Linked DNA regions of Homo sapiens: region 1 is linked to region 2. The links are chromatin loops, found by intact Hi-C in ENCODE. Cell type or tissue: chondrocyte. All regions are shown on one strand. Each heading gives the region's core, and the rest is flanking DNA. Links, peaks and the distances in the headings are about the cores only. Region 1 has its middle 6.2 kb from the start of SDHB. Region 2 overlaps ARHGEF10L (Rho guanine nucleotide exchange factor 10 like).

Region 1 (4,389 bases), core at 301-4,300, 560 kb before region 2:
GTGATCCACCCGCCTCGGACTCCCAAAGTGCTGAGATTACAGGCATGAGCCACTGCGCCCAGCCAAAATTTAGGATTTTATTTGCCTTTGGCCAGTGGGCTTCGTCCTTTCCGTCTCCCTGGCTGTCTCCTGAGCATCTCCATCTGGGCGTCCCAATGGTCCTTTAAACCCAACCTATCCCAAACGGTACATCTCACCTGAGGAGTTTATACTTGTCTTATTAGCACCACCATCTACCGGATATCCAAGCCAGAAACTCGATGTCATCTTGATTCTTCTCCCCACCCCATATCCAATCAACCATCAACTCCCACCATAGCTCCAAGGCTCCCCGGCTCCCCCGCGGGCCCTTCCAGTTACTTCTGTCCCTGTAATACAGCCTGCTCTATTCCCCGCCTCATTTCACACCTCCAAGCCTTTGCGTACGTCCGTGTCTTGGATCTGGAGTGTCCTTTCCTCCTCCTTCATGTGGTTGACTTGTCATCATTGAAGATTCAGCTCCAACTTTTTCCTCCCTTAGGAAGTCCCTCCTTGATTGTCCCTATCAAAATATCCTCTGCATATGCCATCCATGCATGCAACACCTGTTTTAACAATGACCCATGAATATGTCTGCCTCCCCAGACTATGGGCAATTTGAGGGCTTGACCCACTTGACTCTATTTGATTTTCTTCATATAACTTATTGCTATCTGCAAGTTTGTTTTTAATTCTTTTTTTTTTTGAAACAGAGTCTTGCTCTGTCACCCAGGTTTAAGTGCTGTGGCATGATCATGGCTCACTGCAGCCTCGCACTCCAGTGCTTAAGTGATCCTCCCACCTCAGCCTCCCTAGTAGCTGGGACCACAGGCATGCACCACCATGCCCAGCTACTTTTAAAAAGAATTTTGTAGGCTGGGCTCAGTGGCTTGTGCCTGTAATCCCAGCACTTTGGGAGGCCGAGGCAGGTGGATCACTTGAGGTCAGGAGTTCGAGACCAGCCTGGCCAACATGGTGAAACCCGTCTCTACTAAAAATACAAAAATTAGCCGGGTGTGGTGGTGGGAGCCTGTAATCCCAGCTACTCGGGAGGCTGAGGCAAGAGAATTGCTTGAACGTAGGAGGCTGAGGTTGCAATGAGCTGAGATCGTGCCACTGCACTCCAGCCTGGGCGACAGAGCAAGGCTCTGTCTGAAAAAAAAAAAAAAGTTTTTTTTTTTTTTTTTTTGTAGAGACGGAGTCTCCCTATGTTACCCAGACTGGTCTTGAATTCCTGGGCTCAAGCAATCCTCCTGCCTCCCAAAGTGCTGGGATTACAGGACTGTGCATCTGCGCCTGGGCTGTTTTTAATTCTTTATGAACGTATTTATTGTCAGAGCCTCCCATGACCGATGTCAAGGACTCCCAGAATTGGAATAGACGGAATTGGCAAATCAAAACGTCAACCAGCCAGCGGCACAGATCCTTTCTAGCCCCCACCCCAGTCCCATCTATGATTTTTCTCAGAGAAGCCTTGTCCCTTATGCTAGGGCACTCGGTGGTCATCTATACTAAGGGTCATGGGGCTATTGGGGTGACTAATGATGGTAACTGCCACATTTGGAGGACACATTTGGTACTGTGTACCAGGTCCTATGCAGAACACTTTGGGTACATGTCCTCTCTGTAATCATTTCAGCAACGGCACAAAGTAGGGATTACTATTCTTCATTTACAGTTGATGCAACTGAGCCTCAGAGAGTGTCAACAACTCACCGCAGGTCACCCAGCAAGTAGGTCAGCCTCTTCTGTTAGGTAGATGGGCTGGGCTGCAGGCGTGCGCCTAAGGCTCGTGGGAACATGGTGGTTGCAGCCATTCTGGTCTACCCACAGAGGGTGCTGCTGCCTCACAGAACTACCCAGGGCTCCCTACTGGACCTTGCCAACCTGCCCTTAGAAAGGCCTTATCTAAACTCTCTTCCCTCATCCCATGCAAACCCCACCATATAATTAGACTTCTCAAAATATTCTCTTCGAGTGGGATGGGGACAATCATAGGCTACAGGCTTCTCCAATTTCAAGAGCAGCCTCTATGGAACTCCCGGAGCAAAAAAGTCATGAGCCACCCCCACTCCAGATGGGGCTGCGTTTCACACAGCTGAAGTCAGCTCAGCTGCTGGGACTTAGCAAGTGGTCCAAGGCCTTCTGGGGACTGTCATGCTGCTGGCCCTATAGCAGCACACACACACATACATTTGGAGCTCACCCACCCTGCTAACTTCTGCCTCATTCCCAGATGCCTGCCGTCACCAGCATACTCTCAAATGAGCAGTTAGTTTGTTCCTCTGGATGTGTGTGGGTGAGCACTTTGCAAACACCGTATAATGCCATGATCAAACGCCCTTTCCAGCCGAATCTGGCTTTTGAGCACTGTTTTCTGTCAGAGACACAGCCATGCAAATGAAATGCAAATACGAATAGTGGGTAAATATTCATGCGTAGCGGCGAGATGCCAGCCGACTGGAAACAAAAGTCAGAGAGCTGCAGAACGTTAAAGGCAATTTGACCTCTTAGGGAGGCTGGTAGGTAGAATGGTTAAGTGTGCAGGCCTTTAGGGGTCTGAAACCCTGTTATATCAGCCATTTGCTCTGTGATCTTGAGCAAGTTCCTTAACCTCTTTGTGCATTCATTTCCTATTGTGTAAGACGGTGAAAAAGAAACAGTCGCCTTGCAGGGAGGAGAATTAAATGAGTTAGTGTCTATAGGGAGCCATCAATCTTAAATTGGTAGTGGAGAGCCCAGCTGGGGAAAGGAAAGAGGTAAAAGATAACTGTGCCTTATTAGGGGAAATAGATTATGCTTATCAGAATGGGAAGACTTCAGCATACATACAATGTCAAGGATTTCAGGCAGCTCTAAAAAATTATTTTAGAATACTGTACATATGTAATTAAATTCTCACTATGTAAAAATTTCAAGCAATATAGATAAAGCTTAAATCCCCTCAGTCACACTTCCTTTCCCAGGGGTGATTGCTATTGTCAGTTTCATGGGATTGCTTCCAGATTTTTTTCTTTGTATGTATTTACATATGTATGTTTCTACAGAAATCCATGGCTTTGCTTGCTGTTATTTTTCTATTTTATTTTATTTTATTTTTAGATGGAGTCTTGCTCTGTCTCCAGGCTGGAGTGCAGTGGTGCAATCTCGGCTCACTGCAACCTCCGCCTCCTGGTTCAAGCGATTCCCCTGCCTCAGCCTCCTGAGTAGCTGGAATTACAGGTGTGTGCCACCACACCCGGCTAATTTTTGTATTTTTAGTAGAGACGGGGTTTCACCATGTTGGCCAGGCTGTTCTCGAACTGCTGACCTTGTGATCTGCCGACCTTGTGATCTGCCTGCCTCAGCCTCCCAAAATGCTGGGATTAGAGGTGTGAGACACTGTACCCGGCCATTTTTATTTTTAGAAAATACAAACGATAACATACATGTTCTGCAAGCTGCCATTTTTTCGTCAAGTGCTGTGTCTTGGAGGTCTTTCCATGTTAGTATGCATAGATCCGTCTCATCATATATGCTGCAGAATATTTAAAAGCAGGGCTGTACCATGGTTTGCTTATCCCTCAGGAAATTTCTTAAAAATGTTTTCCCTATGAGTTTAATATCAGTGAAGAAATATGTTACTGTCAGCTTCCTAAAATACAGGATTGATCATGTGACCGCAGTGACCTCAAACCTTCAGACGGTTTCCAGGGCACCAACCCTAGTGTTTCCAGCATTACTGCAATCTATATTTTAGCTACTCACTATAATCACAATTTCCCAGACATATTACACACCTGGACCTCTTTGTGTCTCTACTCAGCTTGGCAACCCCTCCTCCCCTCTTTGCCTAATCATTCATTTCTACATTCACTCAGCAGTCATTCATCTTAGGACAAATGAACACCAGGCCATCCTTGGTCATTCTCCCAGCAGGAAAGGTGTGTGTGTGTGTACACAGATTTTTGTACCTTATTCATTCCTCCATTCAGCAAGTATTTATCAGGTGCCTATTCCATCAGTGTGCCTCTCTGCTCTCCTGTCTGTCTCCCTGACTCAGCTGTCAGCTCCTTGAGGGATTAGATCATGTCTCATGCACAGGGCTTTCCAGGGAGAACAAACACCCTGGTTTGCCGAGCATAGTTCCGGATTCTTCTGTTGCCCTGATGGAATTATTTGCAGGGCTCCTCTGAGATCTCAGAAGTGCCCTGGTTTAGATGAAAAATTGTGGGATCACTGGTTTTACACACAGTAGACACTTGGCAAATGTTAATGGAGAAAAGTGAATGGATGGATGAATGAATATAATTTGCTTTTCACGATTTAGACATGCCATCTTACTCCGAGCTGAGGAATAGAGAGAGCACATACTGAGCTACGTAGAGGTCA
Region 2 (4,389 bases), core at 239-4,238:
GGGTGGCCCTCGGTAGCAGGCATCCCAGGCCGTCCCTTCCCTGATGAGCCTCTCTACCTTTGCTCAGATGACCCAGCTCATGAAGGCCGCCAAGAGCGGGACCAAGGATGGGCTGGAGAAGACACGGATGGCCGTGATGCGCAAAGTCTCCTTCCTGCACAGGAAGGACGTCCTCGGTGAGGCGCTGCCCGAGCGGGAGGGTCTGGTGCCCAGCTCTGACTGGGGGTCGGGGAGGGTGGGATTTTGCTTTACACCCCAGAGGTCATGCTGGGTGGGTACCACTTGGCGTATGGTTCCTCTGGTGGTGGGGGTTGGGGGCTGAGTCCCAAATATCCTGGTAGGTCCCAGTGTGCCTCCCCCTCCTCTGGCAGGCGTGGCCTGTCCCTTCTGGGAGAGCTGGGCCTCTTCTTTCAGCGTCCCTGCTCCTGCTTTTGTCACGGCCGTCTTGGCCTCCTGCCCCCTGCGCTGTCTGGCTCACCTGTCCTCATCTTTTTTGTTCCTGTTCCCTCCTTCCTTTATCCATCCACCCATCTCTCCAACCAGCTGACATTTACGGAATCCTACTAAGCGCCACAGCCTGTGCTGCATGCAGGGACCCACGATGCATGTATCAGCAGTGCCTCTGGGGCCAGCTGTTGGCACAGCGCGGGAGACAGGCACAGGCATGGGAAATGACAGGACAGGTTGACAAGTGGTCCACTGGGGTGCCCTGGGGGGCATGGAGGAAATGAGGATGGACTTGGGGGATGAAAGGTCAGGGAAGGAGGAGGCACAGGTCACCAGGCAGAGCGGAGTGGGTGCTCTGGGAAGAGGAGCGAGCGGGTGTGCAGAGCCCCGGATGTGGGAAAGTACGAGATGTTCCAGAGATGCTCTTAGTCAGCACTGACTGAGTATTTATTGTGTGCCAGGTGCTGCCCTATGAGCCTACAGTTCCTCACTTCATCCTTATCCTCACCACACAAGGCGCACAGAACTCTCACATTCCCACGCAGCAGATGAGGGAATAGGCACAGAGAGGTTGTGTCAGGGCTGAGGACACACAGGCCTGGAAGGGATAGAGGAGGCCTCAGGTGGCGGAAGTGAGGGCGGGCATGATAGGCCAGGGTCCGGTCAGTACAGGCTCTGTCAGCCTTGCTGGGCATTTGCCTTTGGTCTTAAGGATGCTGCATAAACCCCATTAGAGGGTTTTACGCAGAAGCGTCCCATGGTCAGATTTGATCAATTGATCATTCATGTGACAAGTTTTATTAAGCATCTACTATGTGCTAGGAACTGTCCTAAAGCCATGGGACACAGCTGTGAATATGAGTCCTGCCCCTGATCCCCTGAAGCCCCCTTCAGGTGCCTACCCTTGCTCCTGGTCCCCACCAGGCTCCAGTCCATTCCTCTGGAGAATGTCTAGGTCAGGGCCCCTGATGTATTCCCAGGCATTGGTGGGACAGGGTCAAGTAAGACCGGCCCCTGCTGCCCATCTCACATCTTTAGAGGTGACAGACAAGGAGACAAGGAATCCCAGTACAGTGGGCTCACAGCTGATGGAATTCTGGGATGCCAGTTCTCTTTGGAAGGAAGGAGGCTTTGTCTGCTGCCTGCCCTCGGCACATGGCCTGATGCAGCAGAAGGAACACAGGCCTCGAGCCAGGCAGGACTTTGAGAGCCTGTGTCATCCTAGAAAATTCTGTAATCTCCCTGTGCCTCAGTTTCCTCATCCGTACAGTGGGGTGGCTGTCTGTCTTGTAGGGCTGTGGTGAGGATGTCCTAGGTAGTATGAGGAGAGAGAGAGCCCCATGTAGCAGACGTTATTCTTGGTGGGCGGTCAGTCCCTAAGTGGAGGCGTTTGGTGCCAGGACGGCCTCGTGCTGGCCTGTTCAGACCCTGGCTCTGCGGCTTTCTGGCTGTGTCGCCTTGCACTTTTTCCCCTCTTGGGGCGGCAGACCATAAATGGGTTTTCATCTGTAACATGGGTTGAGCCCCACCCGTGCACTTGGTGCGGTGCTCAGCCAGAGTGGGTGTGCACAGGCCTGGCACAGGCTGGGTGCTCAGTGAATGTCCATGTTCCCTCTGCATTTTGGGGAGCACTGACCCCCGATGATGGAGGGAGCAGGCCAAGTGGCCATTCTAAACTCATTGAGATGGTCCGAAGACAGGATAACGTGGCCAGGCCAGCTGGCTGGGAACTCTTCCTGGGTCACCCTCCCAACCCCAGGCTGGCTAGGGCTCTCCTCAGCCCTCCCCACCCCGCCCACAAGCCCAGCGCCTTCCTGAAGTGACCCTCCCTGCAGAGGCGATATTAATAGCCGTGGCAGGGCTCGAATCACAGGCCAAGAATGTTACCCAGCAGCTCGTGGGGGAAGAGGAAGCTGCGAGGCAGGCTGGGGTGGGTGCGGAGTGATGCCCGGGGCGTGATGTGGGCCCGGCAGGAGGGTCTGCACCACCCCCACCCCCACGCCGTCATCCGCTGTCCCTCCTCCTCCTCCTCCTCTGTCTCCTGCTCAGGTAAGGGCCTATTGGGGTGTCTCTACCCCCTCCCACCCTTGGGGTTGCTGCCGCTTCTTCTTTCCTCCCCAGCTTCCTCACAGCTCCCATTTCCTGCTGCCCACAGCCACCGCTGGAGTCAGAGCCATTCAGCAGCTGGGATCCCCTCTCCCGGCACCTGTACCTTGCTCTGTTGGGGGCTGGAACCCTCTCCGGAGCCTCCCTCACTATCTGACCTCCTCCCACTCTCAGAGGCTTGGGCCTCTGTCCATCTCATTCCGTCCTCCGTCTGAGGTCCAGCTCCACTCACTCCTGGGATTCCATGTCAGGCTCCTGTTGAACTTTTTCCCTTTAGCTCTGCATGTTTTATTTCAAAAGGAAAGTGCCAAACCACGCTGCCCTGTTCTTCTCGGGGCTTATTTTCTTCCCCCTTTTAGACTTCCAGAAGAAAACTATTTTTAGTTCCTAGTGATGGGGACATGGGCAGCTAGCCTTCGCCAGGCCAGAGCGGGCGGGCCTGAGCAGGGACAGTGGCTTCTGGCAGCATGGACGCCGAGAACCCAGGCCCCACAGGACGCAGCTTTGATTTCTGCCTGTTCACCCTCTCGCTCACTTGCTCACAATTATTCACTGATGGAATGTTCCAGGCCCTGGGACGTAGCAGGGAACTCCTGAGAAGGAGCTACCGGGCGGCTCTAACCCCACGGGGCCCCAGGAGCTGCTTGCACCCTAGGACCTGGGTCCAAGGCTGGTCTAGGGGGGCTCTCAGCTCCTGAGGCCTGAGCAGGGTGTGCTGTCCCTGCCTTAGCTGTGTCATCGGCCCATCTGACTTTCCAGGTGACTCGGAGGAGGAGGACATGGGGCTCCTGGAGGTCAGCGTTTCGGACATCAAGCCCCCAGCCCCAGAGCTGGGCCCCATGCCAGAGGGCCTGAGCCCTCAGCAGGTCTGTGGGGGAGTGGGGCAGGTGGGGGTCTGCAGGGGAAGGGGTGGCTTGGGGGTTCCAGCCTGTTCTCTGGGGCCACGCTTGTCTGGATCTCACAGGGGATATGATGACTGGGGGCTCTTGGCAGAGCCCAGCTGGATAGGGGCCTCCTAGGTTCTCTCCTCAGCTATTGAACAGGCTTTCCACTTTCTACCCCGTGTGCTCTGTGCTGTTGGTTTTGGGGGGTGGGCTCCCGGCATCTAGAACGCTTGCGTCCCCCAACTCCATGGCATGCAGAGCAGTCCCGTTGGCTGTTTCTGACTAAGGTGTCATTTGAAGAATGAGATGGGATCCAGACTCAGGTGAGGCTGCAGGTGTGTAGGTGCCCAGTCCCTGCCATCTGTCCACCTGTCCTCACCCTGGGCCTCAGAGCTGCCACAAGCTCCCACCAGGAACTGAGGCTCTTTAAGAATGGCTTCCTTGGCTGGGTGCGGTGGCTCATGCCTGTAACCCCAGCACTTTGGGAGGGTGAAGCCGGTGGGTCAGCTGAGGTCAGGAGTTCGAGACCATCCTGGCCAACATGGTGAAACCCCATCTCTACTAAAAATACAAAAAACAAACAAAAAAAATTAGATGTGCATGGTGGTACACGCTTGTAGTCTCAGCTATTCGGGAGGCTGAGGCAGGAGAATCACTTGAACCTGGGAGGCAGAGGTTGCAGTGAGCCGAGATCGCGCCACTGCACTCCAGCCTGGTGACACAGCGAGTGAGACTCTGTCTCAAAAAAAAAAAAAAAAAATGGCTTCCTTCTTGTAGAGCATCGTGCTGAGGTCGGGCAGCTTTGCTCTGGGATCTCAGCCCAGTCATGTTGTCCCTTCGCTATCTGTGTTTTGCCAGCCATGAAACAGGGTGCGAGATCCCTGATTCCTCTGGCTGTGAGGCCACTGAGCAGGATGTGTTGTAGGATGGTGGGTAGAGACCAGGGAAGCTG

Evidence for each region. Hi-C counts contacts between places; a loop is a spot of excess contacts. Peaks named below come from ENCODE experiments on the same cell type or tissue, not always from the same donor. Only the 100,000 strongest peaks of a DNase experiment are listed, where the experiment ranks them.
Region 1: it touches region 2 in a loop (2.5-fold over the local background); 2 of 110 quality-filtered maps call a loop at or near these places.

What each region holds. Positions count from the first base shown.
Region 1 is chr1:17,057,988-17,062,376 of GRCh38, forward strand. No RefSeq gene overlaps it. Among named protein-coding and RNA genes, the nearest start is that of SDHB, 6.2 kb to the left of the region's middle. In chondrocyte, for the core only: a CTCF peak has its summit at 1,861; a DNase peak (open chromatin) is centred at 1,834.
Region 2 is chr1:17,616,027-17,620,415 of GRCh38, forward strand. ARHGEF10L (Rho guanine nucleotide exchange factor 10 like) reads left to right here. Exons shown (of 29, transcript NM_018125.4): 9 at 68-176; 10 at 3,313-3,419. Among named protein-coding and RNA genes, the nearest start is that of ARHGEF10L, 79 kb to the left of the region's middle. RefSeq lists an enhancer at 364-865. In chondrocyte, for the core only: no CTCF peak of the experiment used is centred there; DNase peaks (open chromatin) are centred at 373, 680, 2,415 and 3,325.